2 separate regions of the Homo sapiens genome follow, and region 1 is linked to region 2. A link is a loop called in an ENCODE intact Hi-C map of the cell type or tissue named here. Cell type or tissue: IMR-90. All regions are shown on one strand.

Region 1 (8,000 bases), 150 kb after region 2:
GAGGAGGTGATGGTGGTACAGATGGGCCAGGCTGGGGAGTTGGCAGTGGTGGGGCAGGGCTCCTCCTGGTGTCTCCAGGGTCCAGGCCATGCTCTGGGGCCTGGAGGTCACCCCTGAAGGCTGACCTCACCCTCCCTCCTCAGCGCCGACATTCCTAAGGGAGCTCTCAGATGAGACTGTGGTCCTGGGCCAGTCAGTGACACTGGCCTGCCAGGTGTCAGCCCAGCCAGCTGCCCAGGCCACCTGGAGCAAAGGTAAGAAGCTGTCCCAGGGGCTGGGGGCTGTGTGAAATCGGGTGAGTGGCCATCCTGTGAGCTGGCCCCACGGGATGCCTCGCTGTCTGGAGGAAAACTGAGGCCCAGGGAGAGGTGTGAGGCCTGGCTGTGGCATGAGGCTTGCTCTGTCCTTTTGCAGACGGAGCCCCCCTGGAGAGCAGCAGCCGTGTCCTCATCTCTGCCACCCTCAAGAACTTCCAGCTTCTGACCATCCTGGTGGTGGTGGCTGAGGACCTGGGTGTGTACACCTGCAGCGTGAGCAATGCGCTGGGGACAGTGACCACCACGGGCGTCCTCCGGAAGGCAGGTACGTGGGCCACACTGGGGGTCCCACCAGGCCAGGGAGGCTGGGCTGGGGCTGCTGGGAAGCCTCATCCTGCGTGGAATGCTTCCGGGCCCGTGCATTGGCCGCTGAGGCATCCGCTCCCTGACCCTGAGCAGCCCACATCCCTATGGGGCCAGGCACCACACATGGCCAGGGCTGCAGGAGGCCTGAGAAGGTCAACACAGAGTTCTGACCGCCCAGGCTGCCTTGGGCTGGCAGGAGGCCCTGAGCTGGTCCCAGCAGAAACAACCAGCCTTGGGAAGGATGGCCGGACGCAGCTGCTGACGTTACAGGGCTTGGAAGGAAGCCTGTTCATCCACGCTCCCTGCCAGGGAGAAAGCCCATCCCATTGGCCACTTGCCGGGAGAACTGAGTTTCTCGGGCGCATGACCCATTGCACCATCTTCCCACGTTCCTTCCATGCCCATCCCTCCAGCCTATGCAGGAGTGGGCTGCTTCCCGTTCCATGCCTCAATCAAAGTCGAGTTACAAGCACAACACAGTTCCCTGGGGCGTGTTTCTGAGGTGGTCAGGATGGGGGCTACAGGCCTAGCTCTGGGACCCCTGGCCCAATGCCCAGAGTGGGCCGGCCTGCTTGAACCTGTGCAGGGCAACCCAGTGAAGCCCAGCAGCCCCACCAAGGGCCCTTCTGACCAGAGGCTCGGCCCCTGCACAGGGTTCTGGTCACACCCAGGTGGATGGGCCAGCCCAGGAGTGGGATCTGGCAGGGCAGACACCTCCCCAGCCCCTCGCCAGGAGAGGCCCCTCCTACCATTCCTCACTGTGACTGGACCCTGAATGAACAGGACCAGGGAGGGTGGGCTCCAGAGCCCTGGTGGCTGCCAGGGTGAGGCAGGCGCCAGCCAGATATTGGCCCCTGGAGGCTGGGTGCCCACCCTGGAGTCACTGACCATTGGGCAGTGCCTTGCAGAGCGCCCCTCATCTTCGCCATGCCCGGATATCGGGGAGGTGTACGCGGATGGGGTGCTGCTGGTCTGGAAGCCCGTGGAATCCTACGGCCCTGTGACCTACATTGTGCAGTGCAGCCTAGAAGGTATGAGGTGGCCCCTGTACCCGAGGCTCCGGCCACCCCTCCCGGGAGCCATGTCTAGGGGCCCTTGGGGAGATGCCTGGCCTGCTGTGTTCCCATGGGTGGCCTCAGGGAAGGGTTTCTCCACCCCCACTGACGTGGTGTGTGGAGGCCTCAGTGGCCCCTCACGTGCTCCTGTGTGGCCAGGCGGCAGCTGGACCACACTGGCCTCCGACATCTTTGACTGCTGCTACCTGACCAGCAAGCTCTCCCGGGGTGGCACCTACACCTTCCGCACGGCATGTGTCAGCAAGGCAGGAATGGGTCCCTACAGCAGCCCCTCGGAGCAAGTCCTCCTGGGAGGGCCCAGCCACCTGGGTGAGCCACACCACACTCGGGGCTTGGAGGGTGGGAACAGCAGCTAGAAGACCCAGATTACGCTCCCTCCTGTGCAGGGTCTCCATAGCTGTCCACTTCCTTCTGGGGAGACAGCTGCTCCTGGGCTTGGCATTCGAGGCCTACACACTTTAGGGGCCGCCTCACCCCCAGGCCCCCCCTTCACTCACCTACACTCCCATGCACTCATTGACGAGCACACAAGTCCATTCTGCTTCATTCTGAGTGTTGGTAGTGAGAGTTGGTAGTGACTGGCCTGTGCTGCCTCTAGCTTTGGTGGAGGAATGCTAGGGTTGATTAGTAATGTCTGCCCTGGGCTCAAGGGAGGAAGAGAGGGCATGATTGCTATGGGTGGTCCATTCTCAAATGCCCCTGCAGCCCTCACACACACCCTCACTCAGGTTGCCTCTCACTGCTTGCTGTACCCCCTCCCTGTCCCCATACCCCCAGAACCTGAGGAACAAGAGGTGGGAGTGCGTAACTCAAAGTCCCAGCTGTCAAGGTGCCTGGGAAGGGGTGATGGGAGACGTGGGGAGAGCTGGGGCTGTGGGGATGCCCTCTTCACCCCCTCTTATCATCTGCCCCTCCTCCCACAGCCTCTGAGGAGGAGAGCCAGGGGCGGTCAGCCCAACCCCTGCCCAGCACAAAGACCTTCGCATTCCAGACACAGATCCAGAGGTGCAGTGGCCTGGGGGGCTGCAGGCGGGTGGGGCCAGGGCCTGGACCCCCCCTTGTTGACCACCCATGCCCCCACACCCACCATCTCGCTGAACTGGGCTCCTGCTGCTCTGAGTGTTGGGAATCGGGGAATGGGAGGGGACCACCCACCAGCCTGACCGCTGTCCCCTTGAGCAGGGGCCGCTTCAGCGTGGTGCGGCAATGCTGGGAGAAGGCCAGCGGGCGGGCGCTGGCCGCCAAGATCATCCCCTACCACCCCAAGGACAAGACAGCAGTGCTGCGCGAATACGAGGCCCTCAAGGGCCTGCGCCACCCGCACCTGGCCCAGCTGCACGCAGCCTACCTCAGCCCCCGGCACCTGGTGCTCATCTTGGAGCTGTGCTCTGGGCCCGAGCTGCTCCCCTGCCTGGCCGAGAGGTGAGGGTGGCCTGGGGTGGTGTGGTTGAGCTGATGGACGGACTGATGGACTGATGGACCCAGGCCTCTGGGGTGGGGCTGGAGGACCAGGCCCCTCTGCACAGCCAGTGCCCCTCCCAGTCCACGGGGAGTAGTCTCAGCCCTGGCCCTGGTGGCCCCCACCCCGGAGCCTGGGCTGAGCAGCTTCTGCCCCCCAGGGCCTCCTACTCAGAATCCGAGGTGAAGGACTACCTGTGGCAGATGTTGAGTGCCACCCAGTACCTGCACAACCAGCACATCCTGCACCTGGACCTGAGGTCCGAGAACATGATCATCACCGAATACAACCTGCTCAAGGTCGTGGACCTGGGCAATGCACAGAGCCTCAGCCAGGAGAAGGTGCTGCCCTCAGACAAGTTCAAGGACTACCTAGAGACCATGGGTGCGTGTGTGGACAGTTGGGGGGACCTCACCTGGGGCGGGGGGCAGGAAGAAGCCCCCTCTCCTCCAGTGCTGTCCTCTCTCCCAGCTCCACTGCCACCCACTCAGCCACACACCTGGCCCACACACCTGTGCCCCACCTATCCCACCTGGGACCACTCACTCATGCCCACCACCTGTGTCCCTCCACCTGAGCCCAACCACATGTGCCCCTCCCAGCTCCAGAGCTCCTGGAGGGCCAGGGGGCTGTTCCACAGACAGACATCTGGGCCATCGGTGTGACAGCCTTCATCATGTGAGTCCTCCAACCTGTCTGGGGGTTGCTAGGTGGGCGGGGCAGTCTCCCCCCTCCACCCGAGGGTGACCTCAGGGCCCCTGCACCCCCGTCCACCTGAGGGTGACCTCACGGCCCCTGCACCCTCGTCCACCCGAGGATGACCTCACGGCCCCTGCACCGGCCACCCGAGGGTGACCTCAGTGCTCCTGCATCCCCTCCCCCTCCGCCCTGGTCTACCCAAGGAGGGTGACCTCAGGGCCCGTGCACCCGCCACCTGCGCAGGCTGAGCGCCGAGTACCCGGTGAGCAGCGAGGGTGCACGCGACCTGCAGAGAGGACTGCGCAAGGGGCTGGTCCGGCTGAGCCGCTGCTACGCGGGGCTGTCCGGGGGCGCCGTGGCCTTCCTGCGCAGCACTCTGTGCGCCCAGCCCTGGTAAGGCGCGCCCCTCTCCTCCTCCTTCTCCCCGCCCCCTCCTCCCGTCCCGCCCCCTCCTCCTTCCGTCCCGCCCCGCCCCGCCCCCCCACTCCCTTTCCCCTCGGTACTCTCCCTTCCCCCTCTCCCCTTTTCCACTTGCCTTCCCCACACCCCTCCCGCCGCTGGGCCACGTGCTGAGCCTATGTCCGTCCCAGGGGCCGGCCCTGCGCGTCCAGCTGCCTGCAGTGCCCGTGGCTAACAGAGGAGGGCCCGGCCTGTTCGCGGCCCGCGCCCGTGACCTTCCCTACCGCGCGGCTGCGCGTCTTCGTGCGCAATCGCGAGAAGAGACGCGCGCTGCTGTACAAGAGGCACAACCTGGCCCAGGTGCGCTGAGGGTCGCCCCGGCCACACCCTTGGTCTCCCCGCTGGGGGTCGCTGCAGACGCGCCAATAAAAACGCACAGCCGGGCGAGAAGTCTTCCGTCTCGTTGCATTATTTTCTTTTGGGGAGGAGAGGGAGTGAGGGCTCTGTCCCCGCCTTTCTGGCTGGGGCGCCGATCAGGCTGCCCCGCTGTGTTTGGGCCTGTGAGCCCCTTAGAAGGCGTCCTTAGGGGTCGCTCCCTCACTCCGATGCTCCGCGCGTTCAGCCCCTCGGGGCGTCTCCGTCCTCACACCCATGCGCGTTTATTCCACCCGCCGTGCGCCTTCCTCTCTTCCATCACGCTGACCTGCAGCCCCGCAGCCCGCTTTCTCCGCCGTCGGGCCAGCCGCTTGTTTCCACAACTTCTCTGCCCCGGGAAGAGTTCTTGGGCAAAGCGTGCAAGCGAGGGCGAGAAGCCGCGGGCCACGATCCGCTGGAGGAGAGGAGGCTTCAGAGTCGCTGGCGCGTGGCCTCGGTGAAAAGCAACCCAGTGTTTGAGATTCCATGGGCAATGACTACGCTGGCCGAGCCCCGCCCTGCCCCTTGCCAGGAGTGCAGGAAGCCTGGGCCGTGGGGTGCGCGCGTTGTCTCTCAAACGCTGCTGAATGTCCTTTCTCCTATTCTTTGACGTGGGAAAGGGAACTTGAGATAGGTGCAGCCCAGGAGACCTGGGAGCTGGCAGGGAGGGCCTTCTCCTCTTGCACATAAAACCTTTTGCAGAGGTCCCTCAGACACAAGGCCAGGCCCCTCATACCTATGTCTAAGCATAGATGGAGAGGAGGCTAACCGACCCCTCTTGGCTAAAATGGGTCATGCTGATTCCTGGCCAGCTTAGATTTATGGGGACATCCAGTGATGGAGTTGTCCTGGCTCTCTCTGACAGCATGCAACCCAGAATGAGGCCCGGTTGTTTTAAACACTCCTTTTAATCACCAAAACAGTCAGCTCTTCATAGCATCCTCTTCTCGAGCAGCCCCAGGGTTCCCGGGGTGGGGATATGATCTCCACTGTCCCCAGCAACAAGGCTGACGTTGGACGACAGCTTCGTTCCTGGGGGGCTGGGGCTGCAGGGTGTAGACAGCAGTCTCTACCCTCCTGATTCTCAGCTCATCTCAGGGGCCCAATGACGACCACATGCTGATGGGTCCATTCTGCAATGTCCAAATGCTGAACACCTCCCCTGAAATCTTACTGAGCCCAGGACACTTTGAATCAAAATCCAAGCATCGGCCAGGCACAGTGGCTCACACCTGTAATCCCAGCACTTTGGGAGGCTGAGGTAGGAGGATCACTGGAGCCCAGGAGTTCAAGACAAGCCTGGGCAATAATAGGGAGACTCTTGTCTCTACAAAAAATAAAAAATTAGCTTGGCATGGTGGTGCATGCCACCAGCATGGTACCAGCTACTCGGGAGGTGAGCCCAGAGGTCAAGGCTGCAGTGAGCTGTGATTGTGCCACTGCACTCTAGCCTGGACCACAGAGCAAGACCCTGTCTCTAAAAAGAAAACAAACATCTTCTAACTTGAACTGACTGCCCTCACTCCCTCTGCCCCCACACTGCCTCTGACTTTACCTTCCTCCTCCTTTACGACCTCCTGAGAGTCAGCATGTCACCACTCAATGCATCACAAAGGGTACAGGCACCGTGCACTCACTTTCCCAGGACACTGATGTCAGGGCGGGGTGGGGGGGAAGGTAGTATCTTTTCCTCACCCATTGCAAGGCGCATGGATGAACCTTGCACGTATGGCCCCAATCACAAAGACAGGTTAATAAGATAAAGCATGACACACATCTATTTAACAAAAGGTTTTATGTGACAAGTGAGCCTTCAGAAACAAAAACCCAAAGAAACAGGCAAATCTGTCTATTTTTTATGCTTGGGTTTGATGAAGAATGAACAGTCATGTAAAAATATGCTTAGACAAAAAGCAGGTGCAACTTAATGGTAATAAACTGGGGGCAACTTGCCAAGGCCCGTTTGTTCAGATTCTTCTTGGCCTCTGGAATGAGGATCCTATGACCCGCTTTTGGGGGAGGTAGGTCAGAGAATTCTCTTATGGCTTCCTTCAAGGCAGAAAAGCAGGAGACGGTCAGAGAGACACAATTTCCTTCAGCTTGAGATACTCAGCATGCCAAGGTGCCGTAATTTGGGGTATTGCATTCTGAGCCCCATCACTGACATCTCACAAAACTGTAGTACAATATGACGACCATTAAGACTGGTACAGTCAAGACAGAGAACATTTCCATCTCGAGGAAACCCTTATGCTGCCCAAAAAGGCATAAAAATAACCACATCCACTTTCCTCCCACAGTAACACTCCTTAACCCTGGCACCCAACAATTTGTTCTGCACTAATATAACTTTGTCATTTTAGGAACGTTCTATAAATGGAATAATCCTATATGTGGTATCTTTTGCCTGACATCTCTGGAAATTCATGAAGACTGCTGTATGTGTCAATAGTTCATTCCTTTGTATTGCTGCAGAATATTCCATGTTACGGATGCACCACTGTTTGTTTAACCACTTATCCATTGAAGGACATTTGGGTCATTCCCAGTTTTGGGCAATTACAAATAAAGCTGCTATAATCATTCATGTACACAGGTTGCTGTGTGACTGTAAATCTTTATTACTCTAGGATAAATGCCCAAGAATGCAATGGCTGCGTCGTGTTGTCATTTCATTGGCCAGCTTTATATCCTCATGGGTGAAATATCCATTCATGTCTTTTGCCCATTTTCTAACCAGATGGTTTGTTTACTTAAATGTTGAGGATGAAGAGTTCTGTGTATATTCTGGAGACCAGCCATTTGCCATATATGTGGTTTTCAAATATGTTCTCCCACTTTTGGGCTTGTCTTTTCTTCCTCCTAACAGAGCCTTTTGTCTTTTTTGAGGCAGCATTTCAGTCTGTTGCCCAGGCTGGAGTGCAGTGGCACAACCATGGCCCATTGCAGTCTTGAACTCCTGGGCTCAAGAAATCCTCCCACCTCAGGCTCCTGAGTAGCTGGAACTAAAGGTGTATGCCATCACATCTGGCTAATTTACTTTTTTTTTTTTTTTTTTTAGAGATGGGGTCTCACTATGTTGCCCAGGCTGGTCTCAAACTCCTGGGCTCAAGAGATTTTCCCACCTCAGCCTCCCAAAGTGCTGGGATTACAGGCGTGAGCCACCTCACCTTAACAGGGTCTTTCACAGGGCAAAAGTTGTTAAAAAAGTTTTAAGCTGTGATAAAATACACATAACATTTATCATTCAACCATTTTCAAGTATACAGTTCTTTTTTTTTTTTTTTTGAGACAGAGTCTTGCTCTGTTGCCCAGGCTGGAGTGCAGTGG
Region 2 (8,000 bases):
TGTGGTTTGTCTCCTGCCTGGAATCTCCGGAGATGCTCTTCTTAGCGTGCCACACACCTCACCTGTGTGAATCCTTGGTCATTCTATTTCAGACAGCAGGAAGTCGACGCACAGAGGTGAAGTCACTTTGTCCAAGGTCACACAGTGGGTAAACGGTTGAGCAGAGCAGCCTGACTTGCACATTCACCCTCAATAAACACACGTACTGAGATAATAAAAGGAGATTCCAAAACCAGGATTCAGGCTGGGGTTACCTCTGAGGGGCTGGGAACTAGTGGTGATGGCGTTCTTCTTTCTTTAGCAGGTGGGGAGTGTGTGGGTGTTCATTGTATTGGTTTTTTCTTTATTTTCTGCGTATTCTTTCTTACCCACTGATCAATAGCATGTACATATTGTTTAGAAATAGGAAGGCAGAACCCAGGGGAAAAATGAAGGGACTTTAAACTGGAGTTTCTGCAGAGCCAAGTAGGGTGTGGGGACAGGTGGAGGGGTAGGGCATGGTGTGTTTTGGTGTGTTTTAGCTTATTTTTTATTGTGGTATTCTAGTTTTTAATACTATTTTGTCTGCATGTGTATTTGTAGCTAGTTAATGGGCACAGATAGCACCTAAAGAGAAAACTGTTCTGATTTCATTTATTCAGAGTTCGAAGACAGGTTCTACGGTTAGGAATGAGAATGGTGGTCGCTTTTGTGGGGGAGGCAGCTGGGAGCTGTGTGGGTGTGGGGTGTGGGTTACACAGGTGCAGATAGCTGTCAGAACTCATAGAATTGTGCACCAGATCTGTGCATATCACTGTGCATACATGTTTGTGCATATCACTGTGCGTACATGTTATCCTAGTTAAGAGGTAGCATAAGAGATTTTTGTTTTTAGAGACAGGAATTTGTTCTGTTGCCCAGGCTGGAGTGCAGTGGTGCAGTCATGGCTTACTGCAACTTTGACCTCTCAGGCTCAAGCAATCCTCCCGCCTCAGCCTCCTGAGGAGCTGGGTACTCGCATACCACCATGCTTAGCAAATTTTTTAATTTTTTGTAGAGACAGGGTCTCACAATGTTGTCTTGGCTGGTCTTGAACTCCTGGGCTCAAGCAATCCACCTAGCTTGCCCTCCCAAAGTGCCAGGATTACAGGCGTGAGCCACTGTGCCCGGCCTCATAAGCAATTTTTCGATGTATGAGTTTCCTCTTTGTGTTGAGGGAAACCCCAGACAGGTATAGGGCAACTCTGGCTTTAGTGCAAACCAGGGGAGAAGTGGCCGGGGGATGGTCTGTTTGGGTCATGGTTTTGTGGGAGAGAGGTTCCCACATCTCCTGTGATTTTCAGCGTGAACCCAAGAGGGTGTTTGTGTTTGCTATTTCTCCAGGCTTTCTGGGTTCTCAGGCAGAGTTTTCGTAAGTGCTGAGGGCGTGATGTGGGCATTTCACACAGTATCAGCAGCTTTTCCTTTCAAAGGGGCACTCTGCCAGGGTGGTGCTTTTCTCTAAGGTGTTGTGGAATGTTTGGACTCCAGAGTATCTGCTGCATGTTGCTGATGGGCCTTGGGAAGTTCTTCCCCATGCTGATGCTTGAAGCTTCCAATATGCATTCTCTTTTGCTCAAACCCATGTCCGGCTGGCGGTTGGTGAGGCCACTGTTCATGGGCCACAGACAGCCCGTCATCAGTGGGCTCCAGCCTGAGCAGCCTCTGCATCTGAAACTTTAGTTTCTGTGCTCTGGAGTCTCTGACTGTGCATCCTTCCCTGTCCATCCCCAGAGCCCAAGGTGGTGTTTGCTAAGGAGCAGCTGGCACGCAGGAAGCTGCAGGCAGAGGCAGGAGCCAGTGCCACACTGAGCTGCGAGGTGGCCCAGGCCCAGACGGAGGTGACGTGGTACAAGGATGGGAAGAAGCTGAGCTCCAGCTCGAAAGTGTGCATGGAGGCCACAGGCTGCACGCGCAGGCTGGTTGTGCAGCAGGCAGGCCAGGCGGATGCCGGGGAGTATAGCTGCGAGGCTGGGGGCCAGCGGCTCTCCTTCCATCTGGATGTCAAAGGTCAGTTGATAGAGCAGACATTTGAGCATCTCATGGGAGCAGGTCTGGGGGCAGTGTTTCAGCGTAGGCTGGGACAGTGCTTGGCGGCCTCCTGAGGGCCTGTTTCAGTTAATTATCTGCTGCTGTGTAACAGATCACTCCAAACTTAGAGGCCTGAAAGAATGATCAGTTTACCTGTCACCATTCTGCAGGTTGAGAATTTGGTCAGGGCTCAGCAGGGGTGGCTCATCTGTATTTCATGTGGTGTTGGCTGGGGCTGGGGGATCTGACTGGCCTCATTGGTGCACCTGACTGAGGTCCAAGCTGGGATGGCTCCAGTGGATGGGGGATGGCCAGGACAATGGACCTGTCTCTTCTTGTGCTGTCAGCTGGCTTCATTTCCATGCCTGCAACCTCATTCCTCCATGGTTGCTCTCTTTTTGGACTTCTTTCCATGGTGACTGGATTCTTTTCCTAGGGAATGGTAGAAACTATGAGGCTTGTTAAGCTGGGTTCTCAGGACTCCCAGAGTGTTACTTTCCCCCATGTCCTGTTGCTCAAAGCTAAGCATAAGGCCAGCTTAGTCTGCAGGAACTAGGGTGTAGAGAAGTAGACCCTACTGTCAGTGGGGGAGTGGCATGTCCTGTTGTAGAACATTGTGCACCCAGGGTGTCTTGACTCATCACAACCTTTTTAACAGTCTATCATAAGGACATGGGATCTGTTTAATTCTCTGCCATCCTGAACATGTTACCTTTTTCTTTCAAATGCTTGCCTCATGGTCACAAGGTGGCTTCCATAGCTCCAGCCATCATGTTCAAGATGGGAAGATGTGGAAAGGGTGTGTATTAGTTTTTTTGTTTTCTGCTTATTTTTTTAACTGCTTTGTAACAAATTATCACCAACTTAGTGGCTTGAAACAATGCTCACTGAGTAGCTCACAGTTCTGTAAGTCAGAAGTGCAGGCGTGGCGTGCCTGGGTTCTCTGTTCAGGGTCTCAGAAGCTGAAGTCAGGTGCCTGCTGATTAGTTCTCTTGGTTCCTATTTCCAGCTTACCCAATTTGTTGGCAGAATTCAGTTCCTTGCAATTGTGGGTCTGTGAGCCCATGGGTCCAAGGCCCTATTTCTTGGCTGGCTGTCAGCCAGGGAGCTGCTGTCAGATCCTAGAGGCCACCTCATTCTTTGCCATGTGGCCTTCATCGTCAGGCCAGTAATGGGTAATCTCCCTTGTGTCAAGTCACTCTCAGACTTCAAATCTCTTTTGCCAGGGAAGAGACCCCTCCCATTTATGGCCTCACCTGATTAGGTCCAGCCCACTCAAGGTCATCATCCTTTCGAGGAACTTAAAGTCAACTGATATGAGACCTCATTCCATCTGCAGGCTTCCTTCACAGCAGCACCTAGATTTAGTGTTTGGGCATTCTTAGAATTCTGCCTCCCTCATTATGGATGTTTCTGGCTGTCTCTTCTGTTTGGAAAACAAAAACTTTTCTTGAAGTTGGGAGTACACCAACCCCCATGCCTCCCTGACTTGGTGGGGGTCTTGCAAGACCTTGCTCAGCTCCAGGTAGCCTGGAGAATGTGCCTATGGCCTTATAGCCTTGGCAGGGGGACGTAGAGGAGGAGGAGGTGGACCTGGGATGGGAGAAGCTGGCCTGGGACTGGCCCCACAGCCCATACCCCACAGCCTGGGTTTCCACCCCTTTCTGAGGCAGGCTGGCGGTAGGATCGGTGCATGTGTGGGGTCATACTGCCACGTGTGTCTCATTCCTGTCTGTCTGCTGAGTGACCTTGGGTGAGTTGTTGATGTTGTATCATCCCCAAATTCACATCCACCTAGAACCTCAGAATGGGGCCTCATTTGGAAACAGGGTCTTTGCAGATGTAATTAAGTAAAGCACCTTGTGATGAGGTCATGGACTAGGGTGGGCCCTGAATCCAGTGACACTGTCCTTAGGCAGACCGGGAGACACACACAGAGGAGGCAACCATGGGAGATGGAGGCTGACTCTGGAGTGATGCGGCCACAAGCCCAGAGACTCCGGGAGCCCCCAGGAGCTGGGAGAGGCAGGGTGGGTCCTCCCCTAGAGCCTCCTGAGGGAGCACAGCCCTGCTACACCTTGATCTCAGATTTCTGGCCTCCAGAACTGTAAGAGGATGATTTTCTGTCATTCTGAGCCACTTAGCTTATGGTGAGCTCTTACGGCAGCCCCCAGAAACTCAGACAGTTGGCCTCTCTGTGCCTCAGTTTCCTCATCTGTAACATGGGATTCATGATTGTGGCATCTGGGGACTGTGCTTGTGTAGGGCACTGTGAATTATAGCTGCTGGGATTGGGTTTTGGGGGATAAATAGGTCAAGGAAGGAGGGCAGGGCCAGCTTGGTGGTGTAGACACTGGCTAGCCTTCACCCCAGAGGGCCGTGGTGCAGGGTGGGAGGGGACAGAGGTGTGCCAGGCTGCAGGAGCTCAGAGGCACTAGCTGCCAGCAGAGTGGGCACCAGGGTGTCTGGAAAGGTGTCAGTGGCAGTGGCTCATCCAGCCTGTTTCCCTGTCTGTAAAATGCGGATCCCAAAGTGCACCCAGCTCTTAGGGCAGGAGAGGGGATTAACATGAGATGGTGCTTGGCAGGGGTGCACTAATTGCTTTATCCCATCTTCCTGCTGCTGTTTTTATCCCTAGGGTGACACACGACTCAGACACTAGGGGGCCCAGGCTTGCACATCTGCGGGCTCTGTCACATTTGTGCTCCAGGGAGAGAAGCAGACAATGTCTGCAGCGTGGGCCAGGGGTCCTGTGTGGCCACACAGAGGAATGCTGACGTTCAGCAAGTGCCTGGGTCCATGAGGGCTGCTAGAGCAGAACACCATAGCCTGGGTGGCTCAGGAACCACGGAAGTGTGAAGTGTGCTGCTTGCAGCTCTGGAGGTCAGAAGTCCAAGAGCAAGGTGCCAGCAGATTCCGTGTCTGGTGAGGCCGCTTCCTGTTTCATAGACGGTGCCTTCTAACTGAGTCTTCACAGTGGAAGGGGTGAGGGAGCTTTTGAGGTCTCTTTTATAAGGGCATTGATCTCATTCATGACCCAAGTGATTCCTAAAGGCTCCTCCTCCTAACACCATGACCTTGGGGATAAGGATTTCAACGTGGGAATTTTGGGGGCCACAGACATTCCAACCATAGCAGTGAGAATGTGGGAGCTAGGTTTTGTGATGCTCTCAGGGTTTTACCCCAAAGGCAGGACTGGCAGGCTAGCGTGTTCTCTGTGTAAGTGCTTTTGTTAAATTGACTTCTTAACATATTGTATCACGCCTATCTGCTGTTCGTGGAATGTTGTGTCCCCTCCACAGTTTATGTTGAAACTTAGTCCCCTGAGCAACAGTATTAAGAGGGGGCCTTTGGGAGGTGATTAGGCGTCGAAGGCTCCACCCTCGCGAATGGATGAGTACCCCTAGATTATAAAAGGGCAAGTTCACCACTTCCATCCTGTCTCGCATGTGAGACACAGCAATAATGTGCTGTCTTGGAAGCAGAGAGCAGCCCTCACCAGGCAGCTGAACCTGCTGGCACCTTTTCATTTGTTTGGTTTTTGAGACAGGGTCCTGCTCTGTCACCCAGACTGGAGTGCAGTGGTGTGACCATGACTCACTGCAGCCTCGACCGCCTGGGCTCAAGCAGTCCTCCCGCCTCAGCCTCCTGAGTAGCTGGAACTACAGGCACGTGCCACCATACCTGGCTAATTTTCTCAATTTTTTGTTTGTAGAGATGGGGTCTTGCTATGTTGCCCAGGCTGATCTCAAACTTCTGGGCTCAAGCAATCCTCCCACCTCAGCTTCCCAAAGTGCTGAGATTACAGGAATGAACCACTGTACCGGACCTGACTGATTTTTTAGAGTACGTAATTCAAGTAACATAAAATTCACCCTTTTACAGTGTACGATTTGGTGGTTTTTAGGTTGCGTAACCACACCACAGTCTAATTCCAGAACATTTTCATCAACCCTAAAAGAAACTCTATGCCCCTTCATAGTCACTCCCCATTCCCCTTCTCCTCAGCACTTAGCAACCACTAATGTGCTTTTTGTCTCCCTGGATTTGCCTGTTCCGGACATTTCATTTAAACAGAATCATATAATATGTGGCCTTTTATGTCTGTCTTTTTTTTACTGGGCATGATGTTTTCAAGGCTCATGATGTTGTAACATGTATCAGTACTTCCTTTTCATAGCTGAGTCACATTCCATTGTATGAACAGATCACATTTTGTTTATCTATGCATCAGTGGACAGGCATTTGAACTGTTGCCACTCTGGCAACTATACATAATGCTGCTATAAACGTTTGTATGCAGGCTTTGTGTGAATGTATGTTGTCAGTTCTCTTGAGTAGATACCTAAAGAGTAGGGTTGCCAGGTCATACGATAATATTATTTACCTTAGTGAGGAACTGTCAGACTGTTTTCTAGAGTGGCTGCACCATTTTACATTCTTCAATCAGCAATGTATGAAGGTTCCAGTTTCTCTACATCCTCACCAACTCTTCTTGTTTTTATTTATTTATATTTTATTTATTCTTTTTTTAGAGACAGGGTCTCACTCTATTGCCCAGGCTGGAATGCAACGGTGTGATCATGGTTCACTGTAGCATTGAACTCCTGGGATCAAGCAATCCTCCCATCTCAGCCTCCTGAGGAGCTGGGACTACAGGTGTGCACCACCACACCCAGCTAATTTTTGTATTTTTAGTAGAGATGGGGTTTCACCATGCTGGTCTTGAACTCCTCACCTCAAGTGATCCATCCACCTCAGCCTCCCAAAGTGCTGGGATTATAGGCGTGAGCTACCATGTCTAGCCATGATGCTAGACCTTTTTTTTAGATAAATGATTTGCAAATATTTTCTTTCTTTTTTTTTGATTATGTCTTTTGCTGCATGAAGGTTTTAATTTTGATAAAGTTTAGGCTGGACATAGTGATGTGTGCCTGTAATCCCACCTACTTGGGAGGCTGAGGTGGGAGGATTGCTTGAGCCCAGGAGACTGAAGCTGCAGTGAGCTGTGATTGCACCACTTTACTCCAGCCTGGGCAACAGAGTGAGACCCTGTCTAAAAAAAAATTTTTTTTTAAATAAAGCTTAATTTATCCTCTTTTGTTGCTTGTGTGTTAGGTGTCATTTCTAAGAAATCATTGCCCAATCCAAGGTCACGAGATATACACCTCTGTTTTCTTCTAAGATTTTAGTAATTTTAGCTGTTACATTTAGGGCTTTGATCCATTTTAAGTTAATTTTTGAATATGATGTGAAATAGTGGTCCAACTTCATCATTTGCATGTGGAAATGCAGCTGTCCTAGCATCATTTGTTGAAGACATTTTTCTCCATTGAATTTTCTTGGCACCCTTGACCATAAATGTAAAGGGTTTATTTCTGGATTCTCAATTCTGTTCCATTGATTTCTAAGTTTATCCTTATGTTAATACCACAGTCTTAATTACCATATCTTTGTAGTAAGTTTTGAAATTAGAAAGTGTGAGTTTTCCAACTTTGTGTGTTTTCAAGATTGTTTTGGCTATTCAAGGTCTACTGCATTTCCATATGAATTTTAGAATCAGCTTTTCAAATTTTGGAAAAAAGGTAGGTGGGATTTTGATAGGGTTTGCATTGAATGTGTAGATCGATTTGGAGAGTATTGCTGTTTCTTCTAATCCATGAGTATGGGATACATTTCTATTTATCTGGGTCTTTTAAGATTTCTTTCAATGGTGTTTTCTAATTGTCAACATATAAAGTTTGCAGTTCCTTTGTAAATTTATTGCTAAGTAGTTAATACTTTGGATGCTACTGTCCATGGAACTGTTTTCATAATTTCAGTTTTGGAGTGCCATTGCTAAGGTACAGAAAGAGAATTGACTTTTGTATATTGGTCTTTTATCCTGCAACCTTGTTGAACTTGTTGATTAGCTCTAATATTTCTTTTGTGGATTCCTGAGGATTTTCTGT

Evidence for each region. Hi-C counts contacts between places; a loop is a spot of excess contacts. Peaks named below come from ENCODE experiments on the same cell type or tissue, not always from the same donor. Only the 100,000 strongest peaks of a DNase experiment are listed, where the experiment ranks them.
Region 1: a loop joins it to region 2, with 4 times the contacts of the local background. A loop is called at or near these places in 6 of 110 quality-filtered maps.

Annotation. Positions count from the first base shown.
Region 1 is chr1:228,374,171-228,382,170 of GRCh38, forward strand. OBSCN (obscurin, cytoskeletal calmodulin and titin-interacting RhoGEF) reads left to right here. Exons shown (of 116, transcript NM_001386125.1): 107 at 144-254; 108 at 415-582; 109 at 1,532-1,654; 110 at 1,838-2,008; 111 at 2,623-2,704; 112 at 2,882-3,121; 113 at 3,319-3,542; 114 at 3,761-3,836; 115 at 4,101-4,250; 116 at 4,448-4,706. The coding sequence ends at 4,625. Among named protein-coding and RNA genes, the nearest start is that of TRIM11-AS1, 16 kb to the right of the region's middle. RefSeq lists an enhancer at 4,428-4,497. In IMR-90, a CTCF peak has its summit at 4,549; DNase peaks (open chromatin) are centred at 911 and 4,471; H3K4me3 peaks cover 756 bases; H3K27ac peaks cover 1,273 bases.
Region 2 is chr1:228,222,707-228,230,706 of GRCh38, forward strand. OBSCN (obscurin, cytoskeletal calmodulin and titin-interacting RhoGEF) reads left to right here. Exons shown (of 116, transcript NM_001386125.1): 10 at 1,753-2,028. Among named protein-coding and RNA genes, the nearest start is that of OBSCN-AS1, 13 kb to the left of the region's middle. In IMR-90, a CTCF peak has its summit at 4,713 (motif pointing right); DNase peaks (open chromatin) are centred at 4,955, 5,955 and 6,245; H3K27ac peaks cover 2,949 bases.